Linked DNA regions of Mus musculus: region 2 is linked to region 1. Evidence: chromatin contacts called from ENCODE Hi-C or POLR2A ChIA-PET data. All regions are on one chromosome and are shown on one strand. The core of a region is the stretch at or near the end of the contact, and the rest is flanking DNA. Distances in the headings are between cores, read along the strand shown. Region 1 holds the start of Brd2 (bromodomain containing 2). Region 2 holds the start of Psmb8 (proteasome (prosome, macropain) subunit, beta type 8 (large multifunctional peptidase 7)).

Region 1 (6,451 bases), core at 1,630-4,129:
ACGGAGCCTTCCCGGGCTTGCACACACCGAATTTCTGCCGGTCGCCCGCGGCAGGCTGGTCGCGCCATTTGCAGCTTTTCCATTGGCGGCGCGGGCGGGGCGCAGAGTGGGACGGGTCGCGCGGGCGGGGCGGGCGAAAGGTTCTTGGCTGCGAGGCCGCCGCAGTGGAGAATCTGAAACAAGGAAGACAGACGCCATCTTAGAAGTCGCGGCCTGCTTCTCGGCTGAGCGCTCCACAGTAACCCCGCGACGCGATCTAACGTCCCCTGATCCAACACATGACCGGAGCGTTCCAAGACTAACCTCGTCTTCCCCGAACCAAAGTAATCAGATAGCAAAGGCCACGCTCTGCCCTAAAATCCTCAGCTCTAAAGATGCGAGGCCACCCCGAGTGTTTACTGTCTAGCCAGCCCCGGGGGCTCATACCCTGCCCGCCCGCCCGCATTTGCAGATTCTCGCGCACTTACCCGCCTTAGGAACGCACAAGGCGTCCACATGCCCTAAAAGCCGATCTCGGCAAACTTTCCCGGCGTCAGGGTGAGGAGAGCGGGCGCAGCGCACGGCTCCTTGGCCCCATCTCGCCCCAGCGTGGGCGAGCTGACGCCCCCCGCCCCCATCGGGCTGGGAGTCCTCCCCACGGAGCGCCTCTTCCATCGGTCAGCGCCAGGGAGGAGGGCGAGCCGAGGAGGCGGCGGCGGCGCTGCTCTGCAGCCCTCCTCCCTCCCCTCCCCCCCGCAGCCGGACGCCTCCGAGGAGGGGCAGGAGCCATTTTGGGAGCTGTCTCGCCCCCTCCCCCTCCCCTACGCTGTCTTGGGACTCGAAACAAGACTTAAGTAGGAACCACCAGCCAGTTCTCAAGGTCAGATGGCAAAAGCAACTCTGGGGTAGCCCCTCGCGCGAAAGTAAAAGCGTCTATCCCCCCAGAACACACCTCTCGCTCCCAAACTCCCCTTTCCCTGGCTGGGAAGACAGGTGTGCACGTCTGGGCAAGTAAATTAACGTTGGTGAGGGGCTGTAAGGCGGGCTCACCATTCCCCAATTATAGCCCCAACTGGCCTAGGTCCTAGAACTGCAACCAGGCGACCCTCCCTCCACATGAGCCCTCGACCTCGAACCTCGGTCACTGCACTTAACATGGCGGCCAAGCTCCCGTCTTCTGGACCGCAAGATAAGCGCAGACCCCGCAAGGGGTAAGTGCGCCTTGGAAGCAGAGACCCTGCACTCCCCGCCGGGAACCAGGCCCGGGTCGCCCGAGTGCGCGCGGCCCCGCCCGGGTGGCTGCGGCGAGCAGGGCAATGACACAGCAACTTTAGAGGCCTCTCCCCTCCCCCTGGCGGCCCGGCCTCCAAACTGGATTTTCCGCACCTGGGCCTGGCGGGTCCGGGCCGAAGCCCGACGGGGGTGGGGTGGGGGTGGGGAGAGAACTCGGGGAGCGGGGAAACTGCTGGGCCTTAGAGAGAAAGGGTAGCCAGACGACGCTCCCGTTTCCCTGCATTCCGGAAAATCACTGCGCCCCAGTCATTCCCAGCCCTCCCTGCCCCCACATGAGTCACAGGGGAGGCTGCTGCTACTTAGTAATTTGGAAAAGTAACTCTTTCCTCCTTTCCGTTCCCTCCCCCGCAGCACACAAGGAGGCAACTGTTCCAGGCAGGGGGAGGGGAGGAGGGCGGCAGTAGAGCATGCCACCCGGAGAAACCCTAGACCTCGGAGACTGGGAGGCTCGGACCACGCTGGCTCTCCCCTCCCAGCACCCACCTCAGGCCAGGACTGCGCTCGCAGGCGGCCCCCAGGCTCTGGGCCGGTGAGCCCTCCCCACCCTGGGGCAGAGACAAACAGCTAAGAGCCCGGAGGGGATGCGCAGCTGGGAACAGCAGGCCCCACAGGCCGCGTCCTCGTGAAAAGCACACAAACTCGACCGAGCCTCCATCACGCCATGTGACGATGGCGAGCCTGCTACCCTTGACACAAAGGGAGCTTAGGGAGTCCCTGGGGAGGCAGGGAGTCGGCGCCAGGGAACCACACCAGTTCACCTCCAGAGCTGCCAACTCCTAAGCTCTCGCATCCCACGACCAACACTCACACTCAGCCTACGGGGTCGCCCTCCCCTCGCCCGCCCAAAACATCCCATCTCACCTGGCTCCCGATTCCTGTCCCCCCCCCCCCCCCCGGTGACGGGTGCATGGGGCACAAGCCACCCTCGCCCCTTTGCCCTCCGATGGGTATGTAGGCACGAGGTTGGCCATTCCCCTCCCCCACACAGTGGCCCTCTTGCGCTGGCCCCAGTCCACACTCCCATTGGCTGTCAGGTGTTTGAAAGACAAGTCTTTCCCCCTTGGGATTTTTCTCCTGAACCCCAAGAATTCTTCCCACTCCCCACCTTTACTTATGCATTTAAATGACCGATGGCGTCCCCGCCCCAGGGGCCCCTGCTCACCTGGATCCAGGAGCCACGGGGGGGCCCTCGAAAGTCGCCCTCAGCCCGGCTGGGGGGGGAGCAAGGAATCCGGGGTGTCAACCCCCCCGGAAGCCGAGAAGGCGTTGGGGGAGGGGGCGTAGCCCCCAGCCCCTCCCTTCCCTAGCCGCTGGGGGTGGGGGGAAAAGCATCGGGGCCGCGCGGCCACGTCAGCAGCGCTCCGACTGGCTGGGGCGGGTCACGTGTCCGCCCCCCCTACGGCCACGAGGGCGAGGTTTCCGAACACTGCGGAGGGTCGTGAACGGGGTCACAGGGACTGCAAGGCCCAGACCTGTGTCCCGAGACCCCAGACCTCGCTAAGGCTGTTGCCTCGCCAGGTCCCCGGCCTCCCTTGCGCCTGTGGTCGCCCCCGTCCCCCCCACTCGCCTCTCGGTACGAGTTCAGCATGGCTGCCGCAGCCCCACGAAACACATAGCGCATGCGCAAGGGTGTGCCTGGTCTGGGGGGAGGGGAGGCACGGGTCGCGGGGAGAGCCGCGGTGCGCAGGCTCAGTGCGCCCCGAGCCTCGGGGCCACCTCGTTGAGCGATGGGTGTGGCGGGAGCGCGCGGGCCTGCGCCCCGGTGGCCTCCCCCCCCTCCCCACCGCGGCGGGGGGAATAGGTTCTTCCGGCTCCGGTCTGAGGCGTTGCCTGGCACTTTCTGGCCAGAATCCGCGGGGCCCCATGCTGTGGTCCCAGGAGGCACGCGGGTCCTGGCTGCAGCAGCGGGACTGCAGGGCGAGCCTCCCTGGAACGGTGGGGGTCCGCTTGGATGTTGCACGCTCGATTTGACGTTTTAATCGGGAGGAGTTGTGGGGTTCCTCGAATTTCTTAAACTGTTTCTTTTTTTTTTCCTCTATGAGACTTGAAAATACCCGAATCCTGCCTTCGAAGTATACCACCCGTGTTTCTTTCTCTGATCGTGTACAGGTAGACCATTTATTAACATAGAGTTCTACTTCGTCATTTCTGCTCGTTTTGATCATGATTCTTTCCTGACATTGTCTATACTCTGTTTCTGTTTCTGTGACCTGCCTTACTAGTTTGTTTCTCAGTCTTGAATTCATCCTACTAAAGTTTAGGGTGACAACTTAAAAACAATGCAGTTGACTTAAAGTGCGAAGCTCGCGCTTATCTCTGTTGTCTTTTGTCTTTGAAGGTATGGTCTGGATTTACACTCTGCACCAGCAGCCCACCTGTATTTTCCGTGTGTAGAACAGGGCATGTCTCTTATTTTATCGGGGCTTCTCAGTTGAAGGAAATTGCTTTTGACTTGGTCACCTTTCTCTGTTAACCTAAGTAACTTCCTGTCCATTTTGCTCTCTTAGCCAAAAAGAAAACCCTATTCAGTACCTACCCTGTCTCTAAGTAGCCAAAAAGAAAACCCTATTCAGTACCTACCCTGTCTCTAAGTACTCCGTGGCTTTCTCAACTTCCTTGCACAGCAGGACTTGGACTTACAAGACTCTCCCTGCTTGTCTCCTCCCAGTTCTCTTATTTCCCACTTCATGCAGCCCCAGAGTGTGACCTCACCACCCTACTTAGCAGGACCTCCCAGCTGCCCACCCCAGAGTCCACTTCTGATTTCTCCCTGACATTGCCCATGCATGTCATGTTCCCAACCCCCAGTCTCCCTTTTGTACATTTGGGTAGCTGGTTCCTGCTGTTTGTCTGGAATGCTTCTACATCTTCAATGACTCAAGCCTTTCAACTCCACCGTAAGATTAGACAGTTCTCTTGAGTGGAACTTCCTATGAAAAATTCCTGCCTGGATAACCCCAGACACTGGAGCATGCTCAGAATTGATGTGGGCTGTCCGGCGCATCTGATCTGCTGCTGTGTTATTCTGTCCATGCACGATGTCCTCACCTCTCCTTACAACTTTATATTCACCTGAACTTACCATTCCCTTCTTCATCTATCAATGCACACTGCTGTGTCCTCAAGAACCAGGCAATCGTGCCTGTGTCTGCTGCATCACCTGGACTTGTTATTTGTACTGTGCAGTAGCAACTTGAATTTAAATCAGTATTACATGCTGTTTAGATTTGTTTCATAGTGGCACCAGCCATATTTTCAAGTTCTCAGTGGCCAGGCATGGCTAGTGGCTAGGACATGAAGCCATAATTCCACGTGCTCTGGGTTTTGTCCACGGCCCTGAAATTGCGTATTAAATTGTGGCTCCCTGGGCTTTCCCTCTTTTTTTTTTTTTTTTTTTTTTTTTTTGGTTTTTCGAGACAGGGTTTCTCTGTATAGCCCTGGCTGTCCTGGAACTCACTTTGTAGACCAGGCTGGCCTCGAACTCAGAAATCCGCCTGCCTCTGCCTCCCGAGTGCTGGGATTAAAGGCGTGCGCCACCACGCCCGGCATGGGCTTTCCCTCTTGACCTATGCTAGAACTCAGCTCCTGTGTTTTGTTTGTTTTTGTTTTTTTGAGACAGGGTTTCTCTGTGTAGCCCTGGCTGTCCCGAAACTCACTTGTAGACCAGGCTGGCCTTGAACTCAGAAATCCTCCTGCCTCTGCCTCCCAAGTGCTGGGATTAAAGGCATGCACCACCACTGCCCTGCTCTGTGTTATCTGTTAATCCCAGGCTTGTCGGAAAGGTCTGCTTCCTGTTGCCAGTCTCCAGTTAGCCAGTTCCTCTCCAGCCCCCTAGCCGACTCACAGAGCAGTTTCCCAAACGGGTCACGTGTCAGTGTCATCTTGGATTTTTTCTCAGTGCTTTACACATAGTTCCTTCTACAAGGAGCTGCCTTTCCTTCATTTTAAACCAACAGCTGCGAACAGTTTACTCTCAACACTTAAAGTAAGCTGACTTATTTGAATCCACTTATGATCGTACCTTTTATAGTGAACTGTGATTGCCTGTTTCTCCTTATTATGAGACTTCATCCTGAGGGTGTGACTATTTTGTGTTGTGTGTGGTTTGTGTGTGAGAGAGAGGGAGAGGAGCAGGGTCTCACTATGTTGATATGGTTGATCTGGGACTCTGACTCTAGTTTTCACAGGAAACTGAAAGATGTTGAATCACTTGTCCAAGATCAGACTGTTGCTAAGTAGCAGAGCTAGGATTTGAACCCATAATCTACTTCTGACTGGTGTGTTATCAGAGTACACAGCTCTACAGAGTTCTAGGTCTGGATTGGGACCAAAGAATTGAAGGCTAGGGGAGGGACACTTAAGAGTTATCCTTAAGGTGATGGCCATAGTAAGGTAGATAAGCTTTTTAAGAAGGAAAAATTGTGTTGAGCTTTGAGTCAAGGATTAAGCTTAGGTGTGGTGGCACCTGCTTTTTTTTTTTTTTTTTTTTTTTTTTTCTTTTTTTGGTTTTTCAAGACAGGGTTTCTCTGTATAGCCCTGGCTATCCTGGAACTCACTTTGTAGACCATGCTGGCTTCGAACTCAGAAATCCATCCGCCTGCCTCTGCTTCCCGAGTGCTGGGATTAAAGGCGTGCGCCACCACCGCCGGGCTGTGGAACCTGCTTTTAAATACAGCACTTGGGAGGTGGAAGTAGGAGATTAGGAGTTCAAGGCCAACCTAGAGGGAAGCTGTAGATCTCTGGCCACAGGGATCCATTTTCACTTGCACACATAACCTACATAATTTAAAATAATCTTAACAAAAAAGGGGGTATATGGAGCACTCTCACTTAGAGTGGGGAGCAAACTCAGGAGATTACAGGTCAGTTGCTAGGACTGTTTAATCTGTTGGGATAACTCCCACACTGACGACTTAGGTGACTGAGTCGCCAACGGTGTCATTCCTGAGCCCCAGATTATTGTCATTGGAAGGAACTGGAAGGTTTCTGAGCTGATCTGCCTGTGAAATGCTTAATTAGTGTTGGTGAGTAGACCTCTGTAGACCCCTAATGTTGTGGTGCTGTTGGGATAACCCCCGGCTAACACACAGATTTATCCTATCCTGCGTGCCTAGAGTGACCTCATGCAGTTGGCTATGTTGAAGATGGCCGTGTTGAGGGGTTAGTGATGATTCTGTTT
Region 2 (6,479 bases), core at 2,874-5,373, 76 kb after region 1:
ACAATCCTGCCTTTATTATTCAATCCCTCTTGTCCCTTGGATGTCAATTTGTAGTTGAAACTCTAAGATTCACATCCTCAGACTCCATCTGCCTTCATAGGGCCTCCATTTCCACTGCCCCTGTCAGCTGCGCCCATGCCCTTGTGTGTGTGTGTGAGAGAGAGTGTGTATGTGTGTGTATGTGAGTGTGTATGAGAGTGTGTATGTGTGCCCGTGTATGTGAGTGTGTATCATACCCTGAGGGAATGTATGTGTGTATTTATGTGAGTGTGTATGTGTATGAGAGTGTATACATGTATGCATGTGTATGTGTGTATGTGAGTCTGTATGTCTATATGTGTTTGTGTGAGTGTGTATGTATGTGTGTCTGTGTATGTGTGTATGTGTGAGTGTGTATGTGTCTGTGTATGTGAGTGTGTATGTGTGTGTATTTGAGTGAGTCTGTGTGTCTGTGTCTGTGTATATGTGTGTAAGTGTGTGAGTAGGTATGTGTGCCTATGTGAATGTATGTTTATGTGTGTGTATATGCCTATGTGAGTACGTATGTGTGTGCCTGTGTATGTATGTGTGTATGTATGTGTCTGTGTTATGTGAGTGTGTATGTATGTGTGTATGTATGTATGTGAATATATATATGTGTGCCTGTGTATGTATGTGTGTATGTATGTGAGTATATATATGTGTGTGTGGCTGTGTATGTATATGAGTGTGTATGTGTGCTGTGTATGTGTACACAACTATCTACATCTCAGCTGGACTCTTGTCTCTGCAGAGGTAGGTGAGACTGGGAACCAGCTGTCAGGAGGTCAGCGACAGGCAGTGGCCTTGGCCCGAGCCTTGATCCGGAAGCCACTCCTGCTTATCTTGGATGATGCCACCAGTGCCCTGGATGCTGGCAACCAGCTACGGGTAAGGTTCTGGCTCTCACCCTTTGTCTTTTTGAGCCATCTTGCTATGTGATCTTGGCTGGCCTGGACCTCACTTTGAAGACAATGCTGGTCTCAGACCCTTGGTAGTCTTCCTGCTGCTACCTCTGGAGGGCTGGGTCACCCTGCTGTGTCATCTCCCTGAAGTCTCATTCCCATGGGAGCTTTGCTTCTGCCACTCCTCCTGTGTTAGTTATACCAACAACAGAACTGTTCAAACCTGTCCTTGGAACTCTTGGTCCCATTAGCTTTTCTCCCGGACACGGGAACCAGTGAGCAGGGCTACTGTCCTAACAATCTGTATGGGCTAAGCTTGCTTTGTGTCGTAGACGTTCTATCCCACCCTTTGTACTAATTTGTCCATCAGAGTCTTTTGCTGTGCTTATTCTGTAGATGACAAAATAGAGGCTAGGAGAGGTTGATTAACCTTCTAAAAGTCACACAGCTTTTGAGCAGTGGAGCCTGGGTCCAGACACAAATCATCCAAACACTCGTGCTCTTTGTTACTCTTACTCTTTTTTTTTTTAAATTAAGATTAATTTATTTTATGTGTATGAGTGTTTAGCCTGAATGTATGTATGTGCCCAGTGTCTCTGAAAGTCAGAAGAAGGTGTGGATCCCCTGGAACTGGCGTTATGGATGGTTGTGAACCACTATGTGGGTACTGGAAGTCAAGCCCTGGTCTGCTGGAAGAGCAGCCAGTGCTCTTAACTGCTGAGCTGACTCTCCAGCCCCTGCATTACATTTCTTTAGATTGACTATAAAAAATTCTCATTTTAGGGGCTGAGGGGTGGCTCAGCAGTTAATAGCATTAGTTTTAAGAGCATTAGCTGCTCTTCCAGAGGACCTGGGTTCAATTCTCAGCACCCACATGGCAGCTCACAACCATCTGCAGCTCCAGCTCCAGGGTTTCTGACACCTGCACACAAGCAAAACGTCAATGAACATAAAATAAAAACAAATTACAAAATGTTTTCTCAGCTTATTAGTGGGTTATTAAAAATTTGTATGACATAGGAAAGGTGACATGTGGGGTGGGTGGGGGGGGGAAGAGGAGGGAAACGGGAGGTGGTATGGTTATATTTCATTATATTCATATATGAAATTCTCAAAGCATAAATTAATATATGTTTTTTGGAACGTAAAAAAATTTCCACATATTAAGGCTGGACGAGGAGACCCTAGTCTTACTTCACTTAGTATGCCATCTCCCAAGACAGTTGGTGTCCTTGGGAGGCCTGCTTTTTTCTGAAGGGCAATCGAGGAGAGGTAGGGGGTTGAGTAGGAGGGACTGGGAGGAGAGGAGGGGGGAACAGCAGTCGGGATGTAATATATGGGAGAAGAATAATTTCCTTTTCAAATTTCCCAGCTTATGGGTAGAGATGAGAGACTGTTCAGTCCCCTCCCCCATCATGCTTCCGCTCTCTCTCTCTCTGTACCCCCCTCTTGTGAGGACATCTTAACAAGTCATAGGTTTGGAGGGGTGCTGCAGACCAGGGATATCGACAATGTGTCCCAGCCCTGGAAGCACAGGGGTCCCCTGAACTGTAATGTCTGTGTGTTTCTCCAGGTCCAGCGGCTCCTGTATGAGAGCCCCAAGCGGGCTTCTCGGACGGTTCTTCTTATCACCCAGCAGCTCAGCCTGGCAGAGCAGGCCCACCACATCCTCTTTCTCAGAGAAGGCTCTGTCGGCGAGCAGGGCACCCACCTGCAGCTCATGAAGAGAGGAGGGTGCTACCGGGCCATGGTAGAGGCTCTTGCGGCTCCTGCAGACTGACAAGGCCTCTGGACTGCACACTGCGTGCTGTCCCCCTCCTGTCCTCTACTCTGTGTGACAGAGAACCTGGGAGCAAAGATATTACCACACCCACGGAGACAGTTGAGGAGCGGAGGTGCTTGTTACATGAGAAAATGTAAACTCTAGGAGATACCCGGAATTTACCACGAATGTGTTTCCCCGACCCGCTCCCTATTAGACGGGGTTTCAGGTACCTCACACCAACACTGAGCTGCTAAATCTCCGGTCTCCACCCTCCCGGTGCTGAGCTTGTATCACAGCATGCACACACAAACCTGGTTTATGTGGCGTTGTGATAGAATGAGAAGAAACGCCCAAAGTGTACAGAGAGAAAGGACAAGCAGCTTGCAATTAACCAAAGGCATAGGCTGGCATTTGGGTGTTCTATGGGTGTTTGATATTTGTAATAAAACTGGTGTTTTGTACTGTGGCTTCTCCCGTTTCTTAGCTCCCGCAAAGTCCTAGCTGAGTTAGTCAGCCCCCCCCCCCCCCCCAGGACAGTGTCCCGTTCTTCTTCAGAATTCTGTTTTACTTCTGGGTCCATCAGCTTTTATTTCCTGGGGCTCTCATTTCTCTTTACTGCTCACCCACGGACTCCTAGTGCTGAGCTGGACCGGGCGGCAGCCCCTCCCTCTCCGCACCCCAAGGCAGCAGCAACTGCATCTTGGAGTCCTTCTCTTCCTCGCTGAGGCTGGAGGAAGCGCGGTAGCGCCGCGGGTGGGGACCCCAGAAAATCAGACTGGATAACCTCGCCCGCCCGTTCAGATTCTTTCATCTTCTCCTCAGCGGCACACGCCGGGATAATCTCAATGAAATGGATAGGATTAGCCAGTAAATCTCTTCCATTCAGGGAGGGCCCGGTGTGTGACGTCAGCAGTTCCTGGGCAGATAATGTCCATAAAGGTTGCAAAGAAGAGGTGGGGTTGAGGATTCAAGGAAGGAGCGCGCAGCCCTGACTTGCGCGACGTGAGCAGCCCCGGGCAAGGGCGCGTCCTCGTGGGTGGCTCAGGGTAGTGAGACTGTTGAACCAAGAGGGGCCCTAGGAGGGACACATGAAAAGGCCCGACTGAGTCCTCTCCTTGGTTCGTCTTTCTCCGTTTTTTCCTGGTTGTCCCAGGACCTAAAGACCCCTGTGCATCCATTTATCGCATTTTCCAGTTTCTATAAAATGATGCTCATTTATTTGAGTGCTGCCCCCATCCCCAGGACGCACGCCTAGGTGGATCTGCTCAATACTCCTCTCAGGTTCCAACGTTCTAGACAACCTCTTTAGGAGATAGGACCCTATTCAGTCCTCCGCTGTTCCCAGAAGATGCCCCCCCCCGTCCCCCGCCTGTGGGTCTTCACGCACCCCACTGCTAGGCGGCCTCCGAAGGCGCACCTCTTCTTCCACCCCACAGCCCATTCTCTAGCTGGTTTCACTGATGTGGCAGCAGGAAAACTCGTCCCCAACACATTGTTTTAGTTCAGACACCCATTAACTGGGCTCTACTCGGAAAGGGCAGGGGATGGGGGTGGGGGACTGGTTCCCTCCCCTTGGTACTGTGGCTTTCGCTTTCACTTCCTTGTCGCAGAGTCGACGGATCTTCGGGGCCAAGTGGTCATGGCGTTACTGGATCTGTGCGGTGCCGCTCGGGGGCAGCGGCCCGAGTGGGCTGCCCTGGATGCGGGAAGCGGGGGTCGCTCGGACCCGGGACACTACAGTTTCTCCGCGCAAGCTCCGGAGCTCGCACTTCCCCGGGGAATGCAGGTGAGGACTGTAGGGCGTTCTGGAGAGATGCAGGAGGTGGGTGGTGGTGGGTGGCACAGAGGAAGGAGTGTCTGCCTGGGTCTGAGGAGGTGAGGACGCCAGGAGGGGCCGTCCAGGAGAGCAGCATCGAGGCTAGCCCTGAAGAACCAACGTGGAGATTAAGGCATGGGAAGGCGGGAGAAAGGGGTGGGGGAGGGACAGAAGGAGAGAGAGTCACGCACGGAGTTGAGACAGCGAGACTGAGAAGATGGTTGGTGCCAATCCCAAGACACAGTGCACAGACCACCATGCCTTCCACAGACTCACTGCTAACTACTACAGGGGCTGTACAGTTGTCTTGGAAGACCTATGAACTTTGGTGGCCTTACTTGGTCTCAGCAACCCACCCTGTGTGTCCTACGACACATTAGATGGCCTAGGTCTCAAGCCCCTCTACTGTAAAATGAGAGCAAGTTATTAAAATGTGCTTTCGAGAACCAAAGGAGCCACGGATTAGGAAACACCTTGAAGTCGCCTACCATGACCTTTGTTCCCACGTGCTGGAAAGCAGAAAGCTGGTGGGCTTAAATCCTGCTTTTCTTTCTTCGGAGCTACTGACATCTAGAGTCTGCAGACCCCTCCTCACTCTGCCACCCTGCCAGGAGCCTCCTAGCACTGAGGTGCCCCTCTGCCTCTTGCATCTCTTAGCCCACCGCATTCCTGAGGTCCTTTGGTGGTGACCAGGAAAGGAATGTTCAAATTGAGATGGCCCACGGCACAACCACACTCGCCTTCAAGTTCCAGCATGGCGTCATCGTGGCTGTGGACTCCAGGGCCACTGCAGGGAGTTACATTAGTGAGTATGTGTGCTCCATGTGTGCTCCAATGGTCCGACTCGTGGAGCTGTTCCCTCAGTAGAGCAGAAGGCCTGGGCCGAAGTTCAGACAGAGCTGGCATTATAGCACACTGAGGGTGGGGGTGGGATGGGGGGTGAGGGGTGGGTGGGGAGCTGTGGGCTCATTTCTTTGATCTCAAAACTCTTCCAGGCTCCTTAAGGATGAACAAAGTGATCGAGATTAACCCTTACCTGCTTGGCACCATGTCTGGTTGTGCAGCCGACTGCCAGTACTGGGAGAGGCTGTTGGCCAAGGAGTGCAGGTAGGCCGGTTTTATCATCTCATTTGTTCAGCCCCTCCCCCGTCCCCACCATGTCCCAGGTCACTTACACCCCCATCGGGTGATCCATTTTAGCAACCATAAGGGATATATATATATATATATATATATATATATATATATATATATATATATATCTCCTTCATGTGATTAAAAATCTCCCAAATCCTAGCCTGGGTCCCTGCTTATAAACCAGATAATCTGGCAGTCACTTAACCTGCAGGGTGGTATCATTTACTAGGCTTTTAAAATGCGGATCAGAGATTTTAAATTCCCAAACTCTCCTTTACTCTTATGTCCCGTCCCACAAGTCCATACCTTCCAAACACTCATCTCTACAATCCCTGCTCCCTCGTGCTATGGGAGAAAATGAATGCAGGTGTAGCTGCCGCCCCTGAGGCCTCCTTCTCTCTCCTCCTCCTCCTCGATCGATCGTACAGGTTGTATTATCTTCGGAATGGGGAACGCATCTCCGTGTCTGCAGCATCCAAGCTGCTTTCCAACATGATGCTGCAGTACCGGGGGATGGGCCTCTCCATGGGCAGCATGATCTGTGGCTGGGACAAGAAGGTGGGTGGCCTATGTCTGTGAGCCCCCCCCCCCCCCGAGGTGTCTTACCCATTGAACCCTCCCCTCCCCCATGCTTGATCCAGGTTTTGATGTTTACCAAAGTGTGCTGTCTTTTGTTTTTGTTTTTAAAATTCATTTATTTATTTTATGTGAGTACACTCTTGTTGTCTTCAGACACACCAGAAGAGGGCACTGGATCCCGTTACAGATGGTCGTGAACTACCATGTGGTTCAATTCTGGCAGTTGAACTCAGGACCTCTGGAAGAGTAGTCAGGGGTC

The links. A loop is a pair of places that touch in the nucleus more often than their neighbours do. ChIA-PET counts read pairs that join two places held with the same protein, here RNA polymerase II (POLR2A).
Region 2: POLR2A ChIA-PET joins it to region 1 with 16 read pairs in Patski. The contact joins the promoter of Psmb8 here to the promoter of Brd2 in region 1. A Hi-C loop is called at or near these places in 1 of 37 maps with a recorded cell type or tissue (T-helper 17 cell). POLR2A ChIA-PET finds 5 or more read pairs at or near these places in 4 of 5 experiments (Patski and embryonic stem cell).

What each region holds. Positions count from the first base shown.
Region 1 is chr17:34,119,728-34,126,178 of GRCm38, forward strand. Brd2 (bromodomain containing 2) reads right to left here and starts at 2,880. Exons shown (of 13, transcript NM_001204973.1): 1 at 2,435-2,880; 2 at 1-173. It overlaps H2-DMa (histocompatibility 2, class II, locus DMa), which reads left to right and starts at 3,105. Exons shown (of 6, transcript NM_010386.4): 1 at 3,105-3,207.
Region 2 is chr17:34,194,072-34,200,550 of GRCm38, forward strand. Psmb8 (proteasome (prosome, macropain) subunit, beta type 8 (large multifunctional peptidase 7)) reads left to right here and starts at 4,124. Exons shown (of 6, transcript NM_010724.2): 1 at 4,124-4,474; 2 at 5,162-5,309; 3 at 5,500-5,611; 4 at 6,070-6,199. The coding sequence starts at 4,328. Tap1 (transporter 1, ATP-binding cassette, sub-family B (MDR/TAP)) reads left to right here. Exons shown (of 11, transcript NM_013683.2): 10 at 773-909; 11 at 2,497-3,154. The coding sequence ends at 2,703.